Regions from separate parts of the Homo sapiens genome. Here region 1 is linked to region 2. The links are chromatin loops, found by intact Hi-C in ENCODE. Cell type or tissue: endothelial cell of umbilical vein. All regions are shown on one strand. Each heading gives the region's core, and the rest is flanking DNA. Links, peaks and the distances in the headings are about the cores only. Region 1 overlaps STK32A (serine/threonine kinase 32A). Region 2 overlaps STK32A (serine/threonine kinase 32A).

Region 1 (12,709 bases), core at 2,075-10,074, 59 kb after region 2:
AATTCTATTATATCTTAAAACTCGAGAATAATCTTCTTTGAGTTGTTGGTTTGCCCTCTAGATCTACACAGGCATGGGAGCAATCACTCTCATGGCTGGGGATGGGGAGAGGGGACTTGCTTAAGTGGCTCTCTACAAAGGCACTACCCACATGGCTCTCTGTGAAGGCTCTGTCTACACAGCTCTGTTGAGTGGTGGTCCTGCCCTTCGAAACAGAGGTGGAGGCAACCCTGCTCCCCAAGCCAGTGCACTCTGGACCTGTAGTGGGAATGGCAGCCCTGATGATCTGTGAATCGCCCTCATGATCCTTCTTCCTTTTACTTGAAGGATAGCACATGTTCACAGCTGGATAGCATTACGGTCCCAGCCTGTAAAATCCAAGAAGTCTGACAGCCTTTCTCCATAAATTCAAACTGGCAGCATCTGCTAGTATAATCCCATCTTTATTTCTAGCTTCTGTTGTGATAACTACTTGATTGTTCAGCTACACTCTAGTGTGCTCTTCAGAACAGGCTTGCTCATTTTCTGCAATATGGATAGAAATCTTCAATTTCTGGTTGCTTTTTGCTTAATTATTTTTTCTTCAATTCAAACATTCCCTTTAACATTTTACTATAAGCAGACAGAAGGAACCAAGTTACTCCTTCAAAGTTTTGCTTAGAAATCTCCTCGGCTGGCCTGGTGCAGTGGCTCATGCCTATAATCCCAGCACTTTAGAAGGCTGAGGCGGGCAGATCACCTGAGGTCAGTAATTCGAGTCCAACCTGATCAACATGGAGAAACCCCATCTGTACTAAAAATACAAAATTAGCCGGGCATGGTGGTGGATGCCTGTAATCCCAGCTACTCAGGAGGCTGAGGCAGGAGAATCACTTGAACCTGGGAGGTAGATGTTGCAGTGAGCTGAGAACACAACATTGTACTCCAGCCTGGGCAATGAGAGCGAAACTCCATCTCAAAAAAAAAAAAAAAAAAAAGAAATCTCCTCAGCTAAATATCTCATTTCATCACTCACAATTTCTACCTTCTGCAAAATAGTAGAACACAGTTCAGACAAGCTCCTTGCCACTTTATAACAAGAATCACCTTTCCTCCAGTTTCCAATAACATGTTCCTCATTTCTGTCAGACCTCACCAGAATCACCCTTAATATCCATATTTCTAGTGCATACATCCACAGTCTTCCAGCTCAATAACTAGTTCCAAAGTCACTTCCACATTTTAAGGCATTTGTTCCAGCAGCATTCCAATTCTCAATACCAAAATTTTAGTCTGCAATATCTGCCTTCACAAAATACCACAGAATTGGTGGCTTAGGCAACAGAAATTTATTTTCTCAGTTATGGAGTCTAGAATTCTGAGATTAACGTGCCATCATGGTTGGGTTCTGGTGAGGGCTTTCTTCCTGACTTGCAGACAGCTTCTTTCTTGCCCTCACATGACGGAGAGAGAGATAATCTCTTTCTCTTCTTTTTGTAATAAGGCCACTAATCCTATCCTGAGGGCTCCACCCTTATGACCTAATCTAACCCTAATTACCTCCCAAGGGCTTCATCTCCAAATACCATCATATTGAAGGTTAGGGATTAAATTTAGAAATTTTGGGGGGATACATTCAGTCTGTAACAGGTTGTATACTCTCAAGGTCCCAGTGATGGATGCAATCAGTGATTCCTCTAAGACCAAAGAGTTGAAGACCTGACTTTAGGAGCTTGTTTATCCCACAGAACTAAAGAATTGGGTATCTCAAGTCATCATCCAGATACTGCAGCTCTCCTCTCCTAACTTTTTGGAGTCATTCTTTCTGCTGCTGTCAATAGCCCTCTTCTTTGGTCCCACAACACACCATCATGATTTCTGCATTAAAAATGCCATCTCCCAAGTAATTAACCTATTCACAGTAAGAACAGTTGTTAGAAGTTGGGGTTATTTCATCATGGTCCAATGGCTTTATCTTGCTCAGGAAATCAAAGATGAGTGTTTCTAAAGCAAAAAAAAGGAGGATCTCACAATTGTATCTGTTTCATTCACTCTGCAGGGTCCATTTTACACCCAAACATTCATTAGTTCATTGTTTGTACTCCTGCCTTTCCTGAGGAAGTCATTGTAGCACTATTTCTTAAGTATATTCAAATTTGGATAAGTTAGTCAAATTGATGTGAAAGGACCACCCTTGTAAGCCAAATGTGTAAGTCCTACATAGGGATATTACCTGTTTTTATCTCCTGATGGGCTTTTTTTTTTCAAGTTTCTAAATAAATCCAGTGAACAAGTAGATACGCTACTCATGATTATATAGGAAAACAGAGAAGAGAAACATACACTTACTTAAAAGTAGAAACATATCTGCTCTTTCCCACTTCACCCTTAATTTTTTTCTCCCCAGCCAATTTACTCACCTTCTGTGGCTGTGCTTCTGTGTTAGACCCTTGCTAGCTGCTTCTGGGGTTCAGAGCAATTGTGCTCTGCCCTCATCTTTTATGACACACCTAGCAAAACAGAAGCAGAGGAGCGAGTTGAAACAGACAAACGACTATCTGTTATTCTTCAAACATGCCTAGGATTGTATTTAACTATCACCTATCTAAAAGAGGTATTCTCGCCTGCCTGGAAAGAATTTTGCTAAGAAAATTGTTTCTCTTCTTCCCATATTATTTTACCTCTATGCTAGTTCCCTGTGATTTGATATGTCAACTTTGACAAATTCATTTTTCTAAAGCACAGATATGACCTTTTTTGTTAAGAAAAAGAAACTACTGTTGCTCCCCAGTGCTACACACACACACACACACACATACACATACACACCCTTCACAAGCCTTATCTGCACCCCCGCCCACTCCCCACAACAAACTTCAGATGTCTTAGCTTGGCATTCTTCGGAATTAGGTCAACGTTTCAGATTTTGCTTCCATTTGTGTATTTCTGACCCTTCATGAACTCATTTTGGCCTCTTAGAACTTCTTCCTCTTCTCAAAGCATCTCTTGGGTTTTTTAACCTCTTGTTCCTTCGCCTATAAAGAGAGTTTCCAAGGCAAACCTTGGTCTTCTTTAAAAATCACTCTGCGTAAGATTTGAAATCACTAAATGAAGTTTTAATAAAGGATATATCTTCATTGCAGGGCTTTTCAAAATCTTTATAGCCAAGTATTTTGGTCATTTCTAAGAAAGGACACACTATTAAACTATTCCAGTTCGTGTTGGGGAGGTTTTTCTAGATCTCTTTATATTCAAATTCTATTCATACTTTATCACCTATGACAAAATAGCACTTTCTCTAAAGAAACATTCTCTGACCTCCCTATCTAAAGTGATCCGAATCTCTTCCAAACATTTATTTACTTTATGTATCCTGTGAATCTTTGGAATCTAAGCTTATTAGAAAATATAGAAAACCACGAAAATGAAAGCAAAAATCAGCTGTAGTCTCTAAGGCAAAGAACATTTCCAATTAAGAAATTAAACTCCCTTTGACTTTTAAACCCCATCTTAGCAGTTTGTTGCATTCACTTCCAACTTGTTTCTGTTCTCATAAGGATACTCTATCTTCAGATAGATAGATATAGATAGATGTGTTGTTTTAGCAAAAATAGAAGTATGTTTTACCTTGTTGAGCCTTTTTTTTTTTCATTTCATAAGATAAAATGTACAGCTTTCTAGATCAGAACACCTAAATCTATTTTCTTTTTAAGGATTAAATCTATAGGCATATCAATTTTTATTTTTTATCTCTTGTATATTATTAGGTTGTTAATTCATTAAAGGTAAAGTATGTATCTTATATAGGTTAGTATTATTCACAGTATTTAACTGTTTTTTTTTTCCTCAGGAGAGTCTTGCTCTGTCCCCCAGGCTGGAGTGCAATGGCCCAATCTCGGCTCACTGCAACCACCCCCTCCTCTGTCCAATCAACCCTCCCGCCTGAGCCTCCCAAGTAGCTGGGACTACAGGCATATGCCACCATGCCTGGAAATTTTTTGTATTTTTTGTAGAGTTGGGGTCTTACCATGTTGCCCAGGCTAGTCTTGAACTCCTGGGCTCAAGCAATCCACCTGCCTTGGCCCTGCAAAGTGGTGGGATTACAGGTGTGAGCCGCCGCACCTGGTCACAATATTTAACTTTAAATAGGTATATAATACATGGTTATTTTCACTCACATCCATGTGAAGAGACCACCAAACAGGCTTTGTGTGAGCAACAAGGCTATTTCACCTGGGTTTCAGGTGGGCTGAGTCCGAAAAGAGAATCAGCGAAGGGAGATAGGAGTGGGGCCGTTTTATAAGATTTGGGTAGGTAAAGGAAAAAGGGGGGTTGTTCTCTGGTGGGCAGGGGTGAGGATCACAAGGTGCTCAGCGGGGGACGTTTTGAGCCAGGATGAGCCAGGAGAAGGAATTTCACAAGGTAGTGTCATCAGTTAAGGCAGGAACCGGCCATTTTCACTTCTTTTGTGGTGGAATATCATCAGTTAAGGCAGGAACCAGCCATCTGGATGTGTATGTGCAGGTCACAGGGGATATGATGGCTTAGCTTGGGCTCAGAGGCCTGACAGTTATTGAATGAATGGAGAAACAAATCACTTAGACACCTTCTAGGAAAAAATGACCAACTATGCTACCTGCAATTACGTTTCAAAATGTAGCTTATCTGAAGAAAAGGAAGTAACATTTAATTACAAGCATCAATACAACTCAAGCACAGAGGAAGTGTGCTAAACAATTTCCTCCATACGTACAAATTTTTATTTACAGAAAAGTATATGTCTTAATGAGAAAATGTGCTCGAAAACATTCTCATCATTTCTGAGTTTGGTTTCAGTCTTAATGAATGTGTCCCTTAACTATTAATCTGCTTTGTCATCTCTCTAACTCCCTACTATCTCATTGCCATTGCAAAGGCAAAGGTCCACATCTTTTATAGTTTCATATTATCCAAAAGTGTTAACTTAGGATAGATGTGTACATAGTTTTGTACTCATTGTACATGCTTAGCTGCAATTCTTTTGCCTTTGCACTTCTGAAATACAACCATATTCACAACACATCATTTGTTCCCTTATAACATTTCACCTTTTCCACTTTGTTTATTCTCTATATGCTCACTGTTAGTTTAGATGCTGCCTTAGGCTTTTATGATATATACTGTGACTGCATACTGTAATTTTTCTCTATAGCATGTATCCCATTTATTTAAGTGTGTGTGTGTGTGTGTATACAGTCTATATAATAAATTTACATGCTTCCTTAAGTAGACTGTAGGCCCCACCAACATAGAAACCATATGTGTCTTGTTCTTCATTGTACCCTCAATGCCTAAGAAAGGTGCTGGAACATGGTAGGCATTCAATAAATAATTGGTAAATAAATAAATATACAATTCTGGTAGTTGATTAATTCAAATTAATTTTAAAATTTAGAACTGTAAAAGTAAATTAAAAAATAAGATAAAGACAATGTGATTATTTTTTAATAAACCAACAGGTCATGGAGATTTTAAAAATTAAATTCAGTCATATGGCCTTGTAAAGTAACTAGAGAAAAATGTACACACTTAAACCAGCTGCTTGTGGCATTCATCAGTTAATTCATTTGTTTATAAAATCATTTTATTTTCTAGGTGGCCCAGAAACAGTAGGTTGAGAAGCAGCAATGAATTAAAATCAAGAAGAAACACAGAAAAAAGTAAAAACACATGTGCATACACATATAAGCCTAGAAGCTTGAGTATACTAAGCCTAATCTGATTCTTAATGATAAACATGGTCTGAATCATATGGAGTAACCTAACCCTTTGGCTACTAAATTACCAATAAACATTGATAATGGTGATAAAGCATCTAGCACTCCTTTACTGATATTGAGTTAATGAGTTATTTCTACTATATAATTACCAAGACATATGATATAGCTATGGTCCTTTATTTAGTGTTGAGGGGGTAAATATGGCAGTTGTTTTTAGATCTTACTTAAAAAGCAAAAATGTTTGAATTAATCTCCCTTTCAAGGGCCACCTCCTGGCACTTCATGGTTCCATGAATAGCTGACATTGACTTGCCATGTGTAAAATTAAGCTTTTCTTCCCATCACTTTTCTTGAGGACTCATTTTGCTGTTCACTATTCATTCACATTTACATATGCCCATTTTTACCTTTGTGTCAATAATGATAAAAATCTCTCTCTTATATTGTGTCTAATACTATTAGCCACTCACTCTGTTGAGAAATTTACACATATTATCTCCTTTAATTTTTCCAGCAATCTCATGAGGTAGCTCATTTTACAGATGAAGTAACAAGCTCAGAAATTGAGTGGAGAAGTTTAGCACCAAATCCTTTTAACCTCAAACACATGATTATTTTATATTACCTCTTAACACTGATTTACTACAGGGAAAAACTTAAACCCTTTCATTTCCCCCAATTTAGGTCATCCATCAACAGTCATTTATTAAATATCTTAAAAGGGCCAGGCATGTGATCAATGTGTATATCCATATTAACTGTGCTGTGGCTAGTTAATCGAATATGGAAATTTTGTTCATTAAATAAACATGTATTGTGCACCTACTGAATGCTTGGTCTCATGAACAAGAATGATATAATCTCTGGCTGTGAGTATCTTACAGTTCACATAAGAGACATGAAATTTCAGTGTTGGTGAGTCCCCTACAAAATAATATAGATAAAGGCTGTCCTCTAGTGTAAAGCTGTGAAAACTACAGCTAATCCACAGTTTTCTTTTGTTTAATTTCTTTTCTTTTTAAATTACTTTTCTTCAAAATTAAAACTGTAGAAGAACCTGGTTCTTCCCCCAAAATTTTTTTTAAAAGCTTCTGCCTCATCACAAAATTCTCCACCCTGCCATACTCTGTGGAACCAGGGACTCATAGCATTTGTGGGACTGGAGTTGATGTTTTCTGAGCAGTTTTCTGTCCTGAGCTTCCTCATTATGTTGCAGTGAAAGGGATGGTATGGTAAAATTCTGGATTTACTTGCAATCAACCCTTACATAATAATTTTTTAGACTTCCATTTATTGAGGACTTGTCCAGTATTTCGTGTTAATACTTATATAATACCTTATAAAACAATTTCAAATCAGCATCTCAGAGGCTGATTCAGTCCACTTGAATGTTTTGTTTGGCTCAGTGGAGTGTTCAACTTTAAAATTTATGGTATTTTAGAAGCGACCATAAATTCCTAGTGTCTCTTTAAGAAAAAGTAGGGGGTCTGGCAACACAGGACCACCTACACATATGGCAACGCAAGAGTCAGCTGGACAGGGTTAGAAATTGATATAGATATTTTATCGGTTGAAAGTTTAGCTTGGAAACATTTGGAAATTTTTTTTTTCTTTTGTCCTATACAAATGAAGACTTTTACTTCTTTTCTCCCTTAAGAGACCGTATCATATTCGCTCCAGTACTTCCAGCAAGGAAATTGTACACACGTTTGAGACGACTGTTGTAACTTACCCTTCTGCCTGGTCACAGGAAATGGTGTCACTTCTTAAAAAGGTAAGAAGGAAGACTGCATGTCCAAACGAAGTAACAAAAGGAAGCAGGCTCTCTGGCTTAAGTTTAGAAGTTAGTATACAATATTGGGGACAGTCATGATAGTATACATTTGTAGAGTGTATTTTCTAGCTGTTAGCTTTCAAATACATGGCTTCATTAACTCAACTCAGATTCCCCTTGGATGTCCCAAAGCCATCTTAAACTCAAAGGACTTCTTTATCTTTGTCTTTCCTGAATATCTTCTCAGGAAATTCTCTCAGTGACTGGCTTCTCTATCCAAATCCACTTACGCCAGCCAGCAACCAGGACTCATTTGTCATCTGCGTATTCAATTCATCACCAGGTTCTGAAATTTTATATTTTAAGTATTAAAATATTTCACTTCTCTCTGTCCTCACTACTATTTCCCTGATCCAACTGCCATCAGTCTAGCCTTATAACGGGTTTGTCCACATACACTTTTACCACTCCATTCTATTCCCCATGCAGCCCCACAGTGGTCTGTTAAAGGACAGTCCAGGATATTTTCCTTATTCTTAGAATAAAGATTAAAATAATTTTGTGGTACAAAAGTTCAAAATACCTCTCAAGCCTTGTTTTGGACTTTTGGACTTTTGTCCCCCCTTTGACTACACATAAACTGCTTTGGCCTTTTTCTTCTTCTTTTCTTTCTTTTCTCCTTCTTCACTTTTACATACCAGTCTTCCTCTCACCACAGGACCTTTGCACATGCCAGTACCTATTCCTGGAACAGTGCCTCCAATCCTAGTTCCTCCAGTTCCTCCTTGAGAGCAGTACTACTCAATGTGGTTCACTGGTTCTAGTCCATGAATTTTTTCTGCAGGTCTATTGTAAGTAAAGAACTTGAGAGAAGCATTTAGAAACTTTTATAGCAATTGGACACTGCTGTAGCATCTAAACACATGATCAATGGACTTATCTTATTGAAGAGGGTCCAAGCTTGTTTGACGGTTGTTGAACTCAAGTCACAAGGTGTCTATGTGGGGTGCTGCATACTGGCAATGCATAATAAGACCACATACTGATTTCAGTGGATTGGAAATTGAAACAGACAAAAACAAACAAAAATAACTGACCCTTCTACATAGTTTGGGAAGCACAACTTTAGCTCTTAGCTCAAATATCACCTTCTTGGTGTAAGTTCACATAACACTATCTTTCCTTCATAGCATTTTTCAGTTTAAAATTATACCCAGCATTTGTGTGATCCTTGGTTACGTACCATTTTCTTCTTAGCTTCATGAGGGTAGGGACCATGTCTGACATGTGTTACCATTGTATTCTCAGCATCTAACACAAAGCCTGAGAAGTGAAATTTGACAAGTATTCAAATAAATGAGGTCCACAGCTTTCATCAGATTTTCAAGGTACCCATCTTCATCAAACAGATGAAGAACAGTTATAGCGGGAGGTCAAAAGTGTATATTGAGTGATGATACAAAACAAGAATGAGGGGCCCAAGAGGAATGGGCTTGGCCTTTTTTTTTTTTTTTTTTTTTTTTTTTTTTGAGGAGAAAATTGCACCAGTTGTGGCTGGTAATGGAAAATAGCTTTAGTGGCTAAGGAGTCATCATTTGTGTCTCTTGTTTTTGGAGTCAAGTTCCTTATTTTGGAATAGGGACATTGCATCAGTAATGTCAAAGACATAGAATGGGGGATCATTTTTCATAAGCAAATTCTGCTTAGTTCCAAGACAGCCCTGCTTCACTCCACAAATTACACCCTGAGGTTGCATGGTTGTCATCTTCAGAAGCATTCTCAAGTGGGACTGACAATGCCTATTTGAGCCACACAATTGCTGTGATGTTGGCTCAGGAATGGTTAAGGGGGCAAAAATCTTTTATCTCAATTAGTAAAATCTAGAACTATAACAGTTACTTTAGTTACACCTTATCTATGCCGCCCCCAATGTATTTTAATTAGTTGTAAAAACAGCTACAATTCTTAGTAGGAAATGAGTTCTACTTGTGAAATGTATCAACATTTGTCACCATAGGTTTTCTACTAGGTACTTTGTATAAATAGCCTCCCACTAATCCTGATTACAATCGTATGAAATACATTATTACCACTTTTTTTAAACACATGGGTAAACTAAGATTTAGAGAACAAATTTGCCCTTAGTAAGTAGAGGAGTCAAGAATCAAAGATATATTTGACTTAGTAGGACAAGCCATTTTTACTCATCACATTGCAGAATCCTACATACTGTTCATTCTAATAATGTATGATCTACATTGTTTATGGGATTAGGGATAGGGGACACTGTCTATTTTCCTTCAGTCCTACAGTTGAAAGCATTTAGAGGGAATTTGTATGATTTTTTTTTGTCCTTCTATCCTTTCTTATGGCCTTGATGTTTGCATTTTATTGGCAGCTACTCGAACCTAATCCAGACCAACGATTTTCTCAGTTATCTGATGTCCAGAACTTCCCGTATATGAATGATATAAACTGGGATGCAGTTTTTCAGAAGAGGCTCATTCCAGGTTTCATTCCTAATGTGAGTCAATCCTAACAAAGCCAAATAACTCCCATTCAGTGCGCATTACCCGGTGTGCCAGATTCACACATTGTCTCATTAGATAATCACACCAGTGTTGTTAAGAGAGCCCCAATTCCCATTTTACAGATGAGAGAATTGAGACATGCACAGGGTAAGTTTGTCACCAAAGGTCACAAAGCTAGCAAGTAGTCAAGCTGGGATTCTAATCCAGGTGTATTTGCGACTGAAGTTCTAGCTTTTAACCACTTTTTATGGTCTGTTTTTATTGAAAGGAAGTCCTAGTTCCCCAAATAGTCATTCTCATGAATCTGCTGGGGTTTTTTTTAAGTTTTCTTTGATTCTAAAGATGCAGAAGTTTGTGTCCCTAGAGATCTGAGTCAAAGAATTGAAAATTGTTGGAGTTGGGGTGAGGAATTTATTTTAGCATTTGCCCCTCATCCTTTGTTTGTTCTGTCTCAGGGATTTATATTTGTAAGGACTGATAACCAAAGACATATAATTCCCATTGGATGGATAGCCAAACCAATGGACTTCTGTGGTCTACTGCATTATGCTGGTAAGAGCCAGAGTCCAGAAGCTTAGGCCAAAGGTCCCAAGTGAGGCCACTAGCTCCTTCTCTCTGCCTAGAACTGAAATTATATGTTCAGTTGTAGGTATATTGGGCAGAATAAGAGGCTTCTAAAGGGGCCTGTAGAACCAATTCAGTTTTCTGTTTTGGCTGTCATGGCAGCTCAGGCCTGCAATCTCAGCACTTTAGGAGGCCGAGGCAGGAGGATCAGGGGTTCAAGATCAGCCTTGGCAACATGGCAAGACCGTGTCTCTACAGAAAAAGAAAAAAAAATTAGGCAGGCGTGGTGGTACTTGGGTGTAGTCTCAGCTACCTAGGAGGCTGAGGTAGAAAGATCACTTAAGCCCAGGAGTTTGAGGCTGCATGAGCAGTGATTGTGCCACTGCACTCTAGCCTGGGTAACAGAGTGAGACCCTGTCTCAAAAAAAAAAAAAAATTACTCTTAAGCCCATATGAGGCATTTGCTGTGGGAATGTGAGAGTGTGATCCTTCATGTACACACAGCAGGAGGCATGCTCCAATGAGAGGGTAAGGAGAAAGTACAAAGTGAGAGAAAGGAGAAAGCAGGGTGGTGGAATTGTACCTTATGGAGCAACAGGAGGGTAGGTCTGAGTTCTTACCTCTCCGCTTTGTGGGGTCCATTAGGGGCAACTTGTACCATAATTGACACATGACACAATGAAGGTCTAGGCACCCCAACTCTTGCTTCCCCCTCCTTCTATGTGTTGCGTCCCTGCAATTAGCCATCAATGCTGGCTCAAAAGAAGTTCTACGTTATGCTTCTCTGACTTTAGTGTGAATCGGAATCATCTGGGAAGCTCATTAAAGTGCAAGTTCTTGGACCTCACATTCTGAAATTCTGATTTGGGAAGTCTGGTTGGAGAACTGGGAAGCTGAGCAAGCAACTTAGGTGATTCTGAGTTACATGATTATTAGAGCGCACTTTCGGAAACATAACCCAAAATTTATTTTCCACTTTAGAAAAATAACTGTAAGTCGGCTTTTGTTTTTACTCATTGAGGCCTAATTGAGAGTTTAGAAAAATAAACGAAGAATATGAAAAACGATGCTGGCAATAAATAACGTAAAACTTAGAGTGGGAATCCCAGTGTATTATTCATGGACTGCTCCGTTAAGACTAAGTATTATTTTCCGTATTAGGTCTGCTGTGTTTTTCAGAATGATACAGTAATCTGAGGATTGAGCCAACTGTCTTCCTTGCAGAAAGGCAGGCTGAATTGTGATCCTACCTTTGAACTTGAGGAAATGATTTTGGAGTCCAAACCTCTACATAAGAAAAAAAAGCGTCTGGCAAAGAAGGAGAAGGATATGAGGAAATGCGATTCTTCTCAGGTAAGCAGGTCCCCACCAAACTCAGGGTCATGGGTATCCCCATGATGGCTGCAATATCTTCGAGAGCTTCTACTGGGAGGTCATTTCAGCTTCCTGCTTTTGCTGCTTAGTGAAATAGGAGAAGTAGATCAGCCGGGTTTCTAAAAGGGCAGACCAGAGCTCCTCTGAGGATCCTAGCAGCAACATTTTACTTGTAGGCTTTCCGTCTAGAGTTCTGCCATTAACTTGACTCAGTTATTTCTCTCTTCCAGTTCTCAATTCAAAATTTACAAATTTCCTGGGAGAGGAACTGTCATTGGCCAAGCTTAGGTCAGGGGATGATTCATAAAATTATGGTAAAGGGGCAGGTTTCAAAGTACACACATGGTTGTTTTGGACCTCACTCCTGCTTTGAGGAGTTTCTGGGAGCAGCCAACCCTAGAGATGATGTCTGTTCTTTGCCACAAGCAGAATTTTATGATATCAAGCCTCACAGAAGAGTGTCTGTTCACAGGAATGACGGAATTCTAACATGGTGGAGCACTATTGCTGGATTTCAGGCTGAGTTAAATTAACTTTGTAACTAAGTATATTATTCTCTGTCAGAGTCAGAGCTCAGATTTCAGTGAAGTAACTTGCAAACACTCAGTAGGATTTTATACTCACATGTGGCTCTATGAATTATAATGATGATGAAGTAATAAAGTTACTTTGCCTCTAAAGGTCATCTATCTATCCACACGACCATTTCCATTCCTCCATCAATCCCT
Region 2 (12,709 bases), core at 1,860-9,859:
ATGGATATGGGGTAAAGATTCAGAAGCACAGCTGAAGTAGCAGGTTTCACAAAGATTAGGGACAAAGGGCAATCTGGAAATCTAGGTAGCAGGAACTATTGAATAGACTCTTAAGCTGTCTGGGCGGACATGAGTCAGCTCCAACCAATTTTCTAACCTTGTGTCACCCACTCAAGATTGAAAGTCCTGGGAGAGAATCCAACTGGCCTTGCTCAGAAAACATTCCTGCCCCTTAGCTCAAAGAAAGAATAAAATAAATGACTCCTGGATTGTTAGCCTAAGCAACTTAGATGATCATGTCATTCATTTAGATGGGGAGATTGGAGGAGGAGCAGATTCATTGTGAAAATCAGGAAAACTCTTTTAGCTCTGTTAATTTTGAACTGCCCCTTAGTAATTCAGATAGAGCTCTTGAATAGGCAGTAAGTGAATCTGGAGTTCAAAGGGAAATTCAGGGAGTATAAAGTCCAACAAAACAAAAATATGGGAATCACTGGCTGTTAGATGCCATTTAGACCAGGGACTTGAAGGGAGCACCTTGGGAAAGAGACTAGATGGAACAGAAAGTCTGAGGACTAAAGACATTGCTCTCTAATAGTTCTGGTAGAGGAGGAAGATTCAGGAAACTAGACAGAAAGACAACAGTCATGAAGCTAATCAACAAGCTATGGGTAAGTCAGGGGAGTCTGCCATCCTGGAATCTTCCAGAGAGAAAAGTTTTTCAGAAAGGAAGGAGGGAAAACCATTTCAGATGCTGCTGCAAGGTCAAGAAGAAGAAGACAAAAAGAGCAGACCCCTTACTTGAGAAGATAAATATTGTGACCTTGTCCCAGTGTTTTGGGAGGCTGAGGCAGGAGGATCACTTGAGGTCAGGAGTTTGAGGCCAGCCTAGGCAACATAGTGAGAACTCATCTCTACAAAATATAAGAATAAAATAATTAGCTGAGTAATCTCAGCTTCTTTGGAGGCTGAGGTGGGAGGATCCCTTGGGCCAGGAGTTTGAAGTGATTACTCCACTGCACTCCAGCCTGGGTGACAGGGCAAGACTCTGCTCTAAAAAACTAAAAAAAAAATTAAAAAAATATATTGAGATTGTTGCAGAACTTTCTCCTTAGGTCAGCTAAAACTGGGCTCTTGTCACATGACCAGGGAAGATTAGGCTTGCAGACACATAGAAGGGTGAGGAAAACATTTATTGGGAGAAAAGGAAAAAGAAAGAAAAACCCTCAGCAAAGCGAGAGGGAGTCTTGCCAACAACCTCCTGCCTCACAGATAGGTTACCACACGGAAACTGAAGAGGCCAGGCTCCTCCCCCTGCAAACAGCGCGAACTTCCCCTGGCTCCACCCACTTCCCTCAGTGCGCAAGTGGGCATTATTTAGAGAGAATGAGCCAGGAAAGCGCGGGCTTCATCCAGGACCAGCAGTCCGGTTTTTCAGCCTTCAGGCTGTTTTAGACTTGGAGGCTGGGTTTCTCCGGGACCCTTGGCTGTCTCCTGTCTCTATCAAGATCTTAATAAGAGCCAACTCCACATGGTGGGACAAAAGACCAAAGGGAGTAAAGGGAGAGGCTTAATGAGAAAATGAGAAATTAAATCATTTAATGAGTGATTTTATTTTCCAAGTAGAGGAGGAGAGGTACAAAATGAGTTTTGAGATTCATGTTGTGACAGGTAGCAATAGTGTCTTGCCATTTCTGTATTGTATTCCATTGTATAAATACTCCATGGTTCATTTACGTTTTTTACCATTGATAGGCATTTGGATCGTTTGCAATTTGAGACTTTCGCAGAGTACTACTATTAACATTCTTATTTGTTCTTTTGGCAAACTCCAAAATATGTGTACTTTTGTACACATGTAAACCCTAGGACCCAGTGATTTAATTCTTAAGTTTATATTCCAAAATATGTGTACTTCTTATTTTTCTACACATATTTTGGAATATAAACTTAAGAATTAAATCACTGGGTCCTAGGGTTTACATAGGTTTAGCTGGCAAACAATTTTCCAAAGAGCTTGTGCCAGTTTATACTCACATCCGCAATGTATGAAAAGTCAAGTTGCTCCAAAGCATCACCAACACTGGATATTATCAGTTTATTTAACTCTGGGTGTTCCAGCAAATGTGTAATGGTATCTCCCTGTGGTTTTAATTTGCATTTTTCTGGTGACTTATGAGTTTGGGCATATTTTTGCTTATTGACCATTTATAATCCCTTTGTTGGGAAGTGCTTGTTTGACTCTTTTAACCATCTTTCTATCGGTTGCCTCTTTTTCTTATTGATCCATGAAAGCTCTTTATATATTCTATATACAAGTCTTTTTAAAAGTTTTTTAAAAACTTTTATTTAGCACATACCAAGTCAGGTGTTGTTCCAGGTGCTGAAATGGAGGAGAAGGAAATTTTCAGAAGATATGTGGCAAAGAGAAAAAAGTGTTAACCTTTGTGATTTGTGTTATTTGTTACTATCAAGTTGGCAATAATAAATATTTATTATAATTTGTAACACATATTTAAAATGTATTATATATAATATTTTATATTGTATCATATATAAAATCAACAGATTTTAATTAATTCAAAATTCAGTATCTTCACTGACATGTGTTAGCTTCCTAGCACTGGAATGTCATTTGCTTGCTTACATATAAAGGTATAATAAATTTTAAATCTTCTGCTCAGATAAAGAAGTAGTGAATTATCTAAGATGTTTGAATGACTTAACATAAATATTTCTAAGGAAAGGGATAAATCACATAATTTTTCTGCATGGAAACCAAATAAAACAAATAAAAAGAAAGATGCGTTTATCAGTAGGGAAAGTGTCTAGAAAAAGTACATATAACTATGCCTGACAATAGGCATATAGCCTACATGTAATTGATACATTTTAGAAGAAAGTGTGGAATCATTTTTAATATTATGTATGTAGAACTCTACCCTGAGTCAGGAGTTTCTTGTCATATGTTGAGGAGGGTAGAACAGAGTTACTAACACTAAATGAGACATTGAATAACCTATCTTTTGTTTTTATGGGTAAAAAATATAGCGACCATAATATACCAGAAGTAAAAGAAATACAAATTAATATCTAATTTATTATATATATGGAATGAGCTGTGAAACTTCACCAAGAAGTCTTTCTTTGGGGCATATAAACTATTTGCACAATCTCTGACCTTCTTTTTCACTGCAATAATGGTTTTTTTTTTAACAATAAAAAATGTTTGGACTTAATGTGGTACAATTTATCAATCTTTTTCTTTATGCGTAGTGATTTCTGTGTTCTCTTTAAGAAATTTTTGTCTGGCTGGGGACAGTGACTCACGCTTGTAATCCCAGCACTGTGGAAGGCCGAGGCAGGCAGATCACTTGAGGCCAGGAGCTTGAGACAAGCCTGGCCAACATGGTGAAACACCATCTCTATTAAAAATACAAATATTAGCCGGGTGTAATGGCACATGCCTGTAAATCCCAGCTACTTGGGAAGCTGAGGCATGAGAATCCCATGAATCCTAGAGGTGGAGGTTGCAGTGTGCCGAGATCATGGCGCCAATGCACTCCAGGTTGGGCGACAGATCCAGACGCTGTCTCAAAAAAAAAAAAAAAAAAAAAAAAATCTTTGCCTATGCCAACGTGGAGCTATTCTATCCTGTTTCCTAGAAGCTTCACTGTTTTAGCTTTCACATTTAGATCTACAGTCTAGGATCAAGTTTTATTTTGTCTTCATATAAATAAGTAATTGACCCTTAGCCATTTGTTGATGAGCTTATACTTTCCTTACGTCACCACAGAACCATATTTGTTATTAATCAAGTCACCATCTATGTATGGGTTTCCTGACTCTGTTCCATTGATTCATTTGTATACTCTTGCATATTTATCACTCTGTTTTAATTACTGTAGTTTTATACTGGATTTTCAGTAATTCATCTTTGGATTATGTTGGCTACAGTTGGTTCTTTAAAATTCCATATAAATTTCATAAGTAGCTTTTCAATTTGTATTTTAAAGCTGCTGGTATGTATATTGGGTACATGGAGTCTATAGATTAATTCAGGGATAACTAACATCTTTTTAAAATATCAAATTTCCAATTCATACATTTTATATATATATATATATATATATATGTGTGTACATGCATATACATATATATGCGTATACATTTCCTTATTTATGTAGATATTCCTTAATTTCTCTCTTTGGTTTTAGTTTTTCATGTAGAGGTCTAGCGTATTTGTCTTTAGACTGATGACTAGGTATTTGATAAGATTACAAGTGGTATTATTTATCAAAATTGTATTTCTTGCTAGTTTGATGCTTATATACTAAAATACAATTGATTATTAATATTGACTTTGTGTTCAGTGACCTGGCTAAATTCTCTTATTAATTATACTAGTTGTCCCATAGGTTTTCTTGGATTTTCAATATTTACATTCATGTGATTTACTAATAGTGGCAGGTTCATTTCTTCCCTTTCAATCTTGCCTTTTCTTTCCATGCATATTGCACATGCATTGAGAACAATGTTGAATAAAAGTAGTGATAATGGACATCTTTGTCTCTTTTTCCCGAGTTCACAGGGAAGGTTTTCAATATATCAAGAGTTTATAAAATATTTGCTGTAGGCTATTTGTAGATATCCTTTATCACAATAAGAAAGTTTCTTTTCTGTCCTAAGTCACTAGAAGTTTTTTTTTTTTTTAACATGAATGAGTACAATATTTTATCAAATACTTTTGTTTTACTGAGGTCATTTCTATTGTGAGTGAAGCAAGTTGATTTGTAAATATTAAAGCAATCTTGATTTCCAAAAGTAAATGCTAGTTGGTCATGTTCTATTATCCTCTTGTGTATATTACTGGCTACAATAAAATATTTGTTTTTTATATTTTTTATATTATTATTCATACATTATTTATGTATGTTATTTATTATTTATAAATATGTATTCTATTTATATATATTCCTACATATATTTTAGGATGTACATAGACAAGTTTGAATGGTAACAAGAATGAGCCAACTGAGAGGAAGAAATTGGTAATGTAGTAAAGAGCGGGGATGATTGCCAAGTCAGGTCCTGCAGGTGGTGAGATGAATGTGACTCAGGGCACAGGTGAATGAGCTGACCTTAGGTGGAAGTGGGGACCCTTCCTTCATGTACTAGGAGAGAAAGCAGAGTTTGAAGTCTGTATGTGTGTGAGCTGCTGGGCTTCTCAGAGGGCAGATGAAATAGTTCTTATGCCATTGCCTGTGTTTTCCCTGTGGTATATGAGGCCATCCACTGAGAATGAAGGTGGTCAGAGTATAGGAAATTTTGAGATGCCGAGAAGATCTGTGAAATTAGTAGAGAATTAGAATAGGATTTTCTAAGTATCCATTTGAGACTTGTAGTTATAATTAAACAAGAATCTATCCTGCAGATTTGTATTTTTCTCCTTAGATTGCACTTAATAGATCACCAGTTCATTTTTGTTGCTGTTTAAAAGCATATTGAGTTTAAGCAGGATTGGAGTTTAATTGGGTGAGGTATTCTCACTGTGACTAAGTTTGATGAATTGAAAAGCGTAGTTGTAGAAAGGAAACTCAAGAAGGAAATTCTTGGGGAAACTTAAAGAATCGTATATATGCAATGTCACTTTTTAAGACAACTAATATTTTTAAGAATTTACTACTTTTGAGGTGCTGTACTAATATATTACATGTATAATTTCATATATCTTCAACTACTAGTTCCTGTAAATAAGTATGCTGATGATGACACGTTCCATTTCTTTCGATAGCCACAAAAACAGGAAGTGATGACAAAGCTGGATTCTAACTCCCGACTCCCAAATTCTCTAAGACCCTCAGCATTAACATATATTTTATTTTAATGTTATTATATATGTATCATTACTTTTACAACTCTTAAACCAAACATTTTAAAATTAGCTACAACTGCAAAATCAACTTAAAAATTTCAAAGAGCCATTTAACATGATAAATTAAAATATTTTAGTAAAACAAAATCACCACTGATACTTTAATATTCTTAGGTCTGAGAAAAACCATTATGTCGTATTATTCCTGCGTTCCTGGTAGCGTTTCTACTGCTGGACATCAGAAATAGAGAATAGTAGAGCCCCTGAGATAAGAGCAGAGACAGGGGAAAAGCAAAACATTTCTGAAGAGGCAGTTGGTCTAGTTTGGCTATAATCACTAGACGGGTAAAGGAACATTGGGTGCATTAAAAGTAGAGAGCCTGGGATGAAGGCGTGAAGGCTGAGTAAGAATCTCTTCACTTGGTAGTAATTCTAGTTCATCCCCCTCTGACCTGCAATTCTGAACATGGTGTAGCTTGGTCAATAAGGAAATAAATTGCCTTTCTGGCTGGAGAGGCAAAGGGTAGACAATACATTGTGCCAGCTGAACTTCCTGTCTCTCCGCTCTGGAGAAGAGCCAGTCACAATGTATGACTCAGCACGCCGGGCACCTCTCCCACGCCAGCCAGGCCTGCCCAGCCACTTGCTGAATCACAAGTGGCCATTTCCAATCCCATCAGTGACCCAAGCTCTCCAACTTAGACTAGTTTCTCTGTGATCGGTCTATGATTGTCATGGAGCACAAAAAGTATTAACTTCTAACATTTATTTTTCTTTCCTGGATGCTTGATGAACTTTATAAGCAAGAGACTGATTTAATTGTTCCTCATTATCATCTGAGCATGCCGTCTTGGCTTGCCCTTTTATATGGAGAGCAAAATGTTGTTATTCCCCTTTGCCTGATTACTGGCTGTATTATTCTCTGAGGTGGCCATCTCAAGAGATTCTGTAGAAAATAATAATAGCAAAATTTCTCCCTTGAGAAGCTTCATAAATTAAATCTCCAGAGCCAGTATATGTAAGCCGACAGATTATGAAATATGATTTAATGCTCTGTCCAGAGAAAGGTCAGGGCTTCAGAAAAATCATCATAATATCAAGAAAAACTAATCTGCAACCTGTTATATGATTTTTAAAAATCACCCCCCATCTTTTTTACTGTGCAAACTGTAGATTTTTGTTTATTTTATTTGAGGCTATAGTTTATGTCTTGAATCACACACATATGAGTATTACTTTCTGTGAGGTTTTCATGACCCCTGCAATCAAACTTGGGTCCTTCTGTTAGTTTCTATCACAGTATCCTTCACTTTTCTTTCACAATTCTTGCCATATTCTATAACTACATATTTGTTTGTTAAATATTTGTTTATCTTTTATAGATGATTGGCTTCAGGAAGAGGGAAACCATGTCCTTTTGTTCAGTCCTTTATTCTCAGCACCTTGCACAACATGAATATACAAAAAATATTTGTAAAATGACCATCGAATGAACAAGTGCTCATTAAGTACCAAGCTATATGCCAGGGGTTGCTGATGGTTAGAAATGAGCAGGGCACAAAATTCTTTGTTCAATTAGTGAGCAATTCAGGCAAAAAGAAAATATTAATGGTGATTATACAATATAATGCAATGCAGCCATCTGCCACTAGATTTCTGAAGTGTTTTGTTTTGTTTTTAAGAGACAGAGTCTTGCTCTGTCACCCAGACTGGAGTACAGTGGTAAAATCATAGCTCACTTCAGTCTCGAACTCCTGGGCTCAAGGAATCCTCTCACCTCAACCTCCTAAGTAGCTGGGACTACAGGTGCATGCCACTATACTGGCTAATTTAAAAACAGAAGCCAACAAACAAAAAACACACCTTTTTAAGACTGGGTCTCACTATGTTGCCCAGGCTGGCCTTGAACTCCTGGCCTCAAGCGATCATCCTGCCTTCCAAAGTGCTACCTTCTAGAGTATTGGGATTACAAGCGTGAGTCATCTGCACCAGGCCTGAAGCATTCTGTAATGGAGAAATACCTGGGTGCTATGGAAGGGCAGAGGGGGAAACACAGAGGAGTAACATCTAGTTTACGTTTGTCAAGGAGAGGCCAGGAAAGACTAACTACAGGGGAGATAAACTCCAACCAAGAGTCTTTAAGTCTTCCAAGACTTACGTACAAGTTTCTTATTGCTAAAATGGAAGTTTTAATGAACATTTATTTATTTATTTGAGATGGGGTTTCACTCTTGTTGCCCAGGCTGGTGTGCAATGGCACAATCTTGGCTTACTGCAACCTCTGCCCCCCAGGTTCAGGTGATTATCCTGCCTCAGCCTCCAAAGTAGCTGGAATACAGGAGCCTGCCACCATGCCCAGCTAATTTTTTTTTGTATTTGTAGTAGAGACGGGGTTTTGCCATATTGGCCATGCTTGTCTCAAACTCCTGATCTCAGGTGATCCACCCACCTCGGCCTTCCAAAGTGCTGGGATTACAGGTGTGAACCACTGCCCCCGGCCTGAACACTTACTATAAATATTATATGGTAGTTCTCTCAAATTCATTCTGTTTACTGCCCAAAAGAGCTACATAAATTCTAAGTTGTCCACATTTATGAATTTTAGATATATGGCTGTTTATTCTGGATAAACACACAAAATACACAAGAGTGGGTGCGATCACTTATATGTGTTAAAGAAGGCATTCAAGGTGCATTTTTTCTTTGGAAAAGCTTTGTAAGGCTGCTTATGAGACAGAGAAGTAAGTATTTTATAAATTCCAAAGCTTCTTGGTCTATTGATGAGTTTTTCTGCTGTTAAAAACCTCTGAAAATTTGACAACGTACTCTAGAGAGAGAAAGCGCTGAAATAGGCACTGACGTACTGCTGGTGGCAATTCAAAATGATATGCACCCTATGGAGATAAATTTGGCAATATCAAGCAAACATTACATATACCTTTGCCCTTTGTTTTGACAAATCTTTGTTTTAGCAAACCCTCTTCTATACATCTATAATGACATTAGACTGCCCAGAATACAAGAAGGCAACCACAGTGGGCCAGTACTACTACTGGGCTAGATGTGGTGGCTCACACCTGTAACCACAACATTTTGGGAGGCTAAGGTAGGAAGGCTGCTTGAGGCCAGCCTGGGCAACATAGTGAGACCTCATCTCTACAAAAAAAAAAAAAAAAAAAAAATTAGCCAGTCATGGTGGTACATGCCTGTAGTCTCAGCTACTCAGGAGGCTGAGATGGAAGGACAGGTTGAGCCTTGGAAGTGGAGGCTGCGGGGAACTATGAATATGCCACAGCACTCCAGCCTGTGCTACAGAGAGAGACTCCGTCTTAAAAAACAAAACAAAATAACAACAACAACAAACAAAGATAGATGCATAGAGTTTTTCACTGTTGCACTATTTATATTAGCCAAAAACCGGGAAACAACCTGAATATTCATCAAGTGGGGACAGGTTGAGTAATCATGTGACATACATAAATTGCAGCACTGCACACTTGAGAAAAGAAGTGAGAAATGTCTCTATTTCCTAGTGTGGTTTGCTCTCCAGAGTATACTGTTAAGTGAAAAAAGCACTGTGGCCTCAAATTTATCTGTAGATTCTATACAATCCCCATCAAAATCTCAGCTGGCTTCTTTGCAGAAATTCACAAGCTGATCTTAAAATGTGTATAGAAATCCAAGGGACTCAAAATTCAATAAATTCAAAGACTAGCCAAAACAATCTTGAAAAAGAAGAGCAAAGTTGGAGGGCTCATACTTTTCAGTTTCGAAAGTTGTTATGAAGCTACAATAATCAAGATAGGGTGGTCCTGGCATAAGGATAAACATGGAACAGAATTGAGCATCTAAAAATAAAGCCTCATATTTCCAGTCAATTGACTTTTAACCAGGGTGCCAAGAAAATTCAATGGGGGAAGAATTTGTCTTTTCAACAACTGGTGCTGGGACAACTGTATATCCAAATGTAAAAGAATGAAATTGGAACCCTACCTCACACCATGTACAAAATTAGCTCAAAATGGAAAACAGAGGTAAATATAAGAACTTAATGTATAAAATTCTTCGAAGAAAATACAGAAGTAGATGATCAAGACCTTGTAATCACTAATTGTTCCTCAGATATGACCCCAAAAGAACAAGTACTAAAAAAAAAAGTAGACAAATTGGACACCATCAAAATTGAAAACTTTTATGCTTTTTATACTTCAAAGTCACTATCAAAAAAGTGAAAAGTCACCCCAGAGAATGGGGAGAAAATATTTGCAAATCATATATCTACTAAAGGATGTGCATTTACAATATACAAAGGGGCCAGGCGCTGTGGCTCATGCCTGTAATCCCAGCAAATCGGGAGGCCAAGGTGGGTGGATCACCTGAGGTCAGGAGTTCAAGACCAGCCTGATCAACATGGTGAAACCCTGTCTCTACTAAAAATATAAAAATTAGCTGGGTGTGGTGTCAGGTACCTGTATCCCCAGCTACTTGGGAGGCTGAGGCAGGAGAATCACTTGAACCTGGGAGGTAGAGGTTGCAGGGCGTGGAGATTGTGCCATTGCACTCCAGCCTGGGCAACAAGAGCGAAACTCCATATCAAAAAAAACAAAAAAAAACAAAAAAAAACAAAAAAAAAAAAAGAACAAAGATTTCTTCCAAGTCAATAATAAAAACAGAAAATGCAATTTAAAAATGGATAAAGAATCTGAGTAGTTTTACATTAAAAGATAAATAAATGGTCAGTGAGCACTTCAAAAGATCCTGAGCATTACTAAACATTAGAGAAATGCAAATCAAAATCACAATGAGATGTCATTTCATACCTATTGCTTTCTTTTTCTTTTTTTTTTTTTTTGAGACAGAATCTTGCTCTATCTTCCAGGCTGGAGTGCAGTGTGTGTGATCATGAAAATGGCTCACTGCAGCCTCAACATCCTGGGCTCAAGTCATCCTCCTGCCTCAGCCTCTTGAGTAGCTGGGACTGCAGGCATGTGCCACCGCACCAGACAATTTTTTTTTTCTTTTGTAGACACAGTGTCTCACTATGTTGCCCAGGCTGGTCTGAAACTCCTGGGTTGAAGCAATCTTTCTGCCTCAGCCCCCCAAAGTGCTGTAAGTATAGGTGTGAGCCACCACACTGGGCCAGTACTATTCTTTAAAAAATGGGAAATAACAAGTGTTGGAGAGGATGTAGAGAAACTGGAGCCTTTGTACATTGATAGTGGGAATGTAATGTGGTACAGCCACTGAAGAAAACAGTTGGACAGTTCTTCAAAAAGTTAAACATAGAGTTTCCATTTGATCCAACAATTCCGTTACTCAATATTTACTCAAAATAATTGAAAGCAGGGACTCAAATAGATACTTGCACACCAGTGTTCACAGCAGCATTATTCATAATAGTCAAAAGGTAGAAATAACCCGAATGTCCATCAACAGATGAATGGATAAACACCACATAGTATGTGCCTATGATGGAATATTACTCAGCCTTATAAAGGAGTAAAATTCTGATATACACTACAACATGGATGAACCTTGAAATCTTATAATAAATGAAATAATCCAGACACAAAAGGACCAATATTATATGATTCCACTTAGATGAGATGCCTAGAACAGACAAATTCATAGAAACAGAAAATAAAATAGAGGTTACCAGGAGTTGGAGAGGAGGAATAAGGAGTTATTATTAAATGGGTATAGAGTTTCTGTTAGCAATGATGAAAATGTTCTAAAAATGGACAGTGGTGATGGTTGTAGAACATTCTGAACGTACATAGTGCCACTGAATTGTACTTAAAGTGGTTAAAATGATAAATTATATGATATGTATATTTTACCACAATAGAAAAAAATACAAGAAGTTACCAGTGGGGAAAAGGAGGGATTACAGAAGACAGGGATAACAGCACGACTTTTCTCAGTATACCTTGTTTTTCGTATTTGACTTTGAAAATATGTACATACTTTATATAACTAGAAAACAAAATTAAATCTTAAAACAATCCCAAAAATGGAATGTAAAAAAAATGAAACCAATTAATCTAAGTATATATCCAGTTTGTGGCATAACCACACAAAAATGAACTATTCCAAGTGACTTTTGAACAGAAAATTACTATATACCATCAGTAGAATATATCCTAATAACAAGAAAGAACAGCAAAAATATCTTAAAGTGTTTTCAGTAATGGCATTGTTGGGGGTAATGTTGATACTGTTATTTTGAAAGTGTTGAGTGTATACAGTGGGATAGAACCAACAAGTATTTATAATGATATCATTGAGAACCAAGATTTTCATTGAGGGAGAAGACTGATGAAGTTAAGAATTTCTGTAATCTTGAATGTAAACTGAAAGCATTATTATGAAATGTGTGATGTGTTTATCTTAGTTTACCTTTGAATATGTGTATATTTATAACTATACATCTATAGCAGCAGACACTTCTGTCACCCAGATTGTCTGAAACAGGAAATATACAAGATAGCCAGCAATATGTTTTCATATTCTACAGTTACAAAGCTGTCAAAACTTACTAGGGTTATGTCAAACAAAACATGATCTAACATGACTATGTTCCTACTGGCTGAAGAATGAACATTATGAACTGAACATCAATAAGAATAATGACATCAAACCCAGGAGTTCATTATAATATATTTTTAAGTATATTGATTGCTTTTGGAGGGTTCTAGGAAACAAACAAATCATTTTGAAAAGTGGTAAATAAAGGAAAGACTTCAGTTCAAGACCAGTCTGAGCAACATAGTAAGACCCCATCTCTACAAAAAATTAAAATATCAGCTGAGCATTGTGGTGTACATCTTTAGT

The links. A loop is a pair of places that touch in the nucleus more often than their neighbours do. Peaks named below come from ENCODE experiments on the same cell type or tissue, not always from the same donor. Only the 100,000 strongest peaks of a DNase experiment are listed, where the experiment ranks them.
Region 1: a loop joins it to region 2, with 2.3 times the contacts of the local background. A loop is called at or near these places in 2 of 110 quality-filtered maps.

Annotation. Positions count from the first base shown.
Region 1 is chr5:147,363,259-147,375,967 of GRCh38, forward strand. STK32A (serine/threonine kinase 32A) reads left to right here. Exons shown (of 13, transcript NM_001112724.2): 9 at 7,396-7,512; 10 at 9,911-10,036; 11 at 11,832-11,960. Among named protein-coding and RNA genes, the nearest start is that of STK32A, 130 kb to the left of the region's middle. In endothelial cell of umbilical vein, for the core only: a CTCF peak has its summit at 6,702; a DNase peak (open chromatin) is centred at 6,693.
Region 2 is chr5:147,304,029-147,316,737 of GRCh38, forward strand. The region is part of intron 4 of STK32A (serine/threonine kinase 32A); the gene reads left to right. Among named protein-coding and RNA genes, the nearest start is that of STK32A, 75 kb to the left of the region's middle. In endothelial cell of umbilical vein, for the core only: no CTCF peak of the experiment used is centred there; DNase peaks (open chromatin) are centred at 5,773 and 6,463; H3K27ac peaks cover 1,722 bases.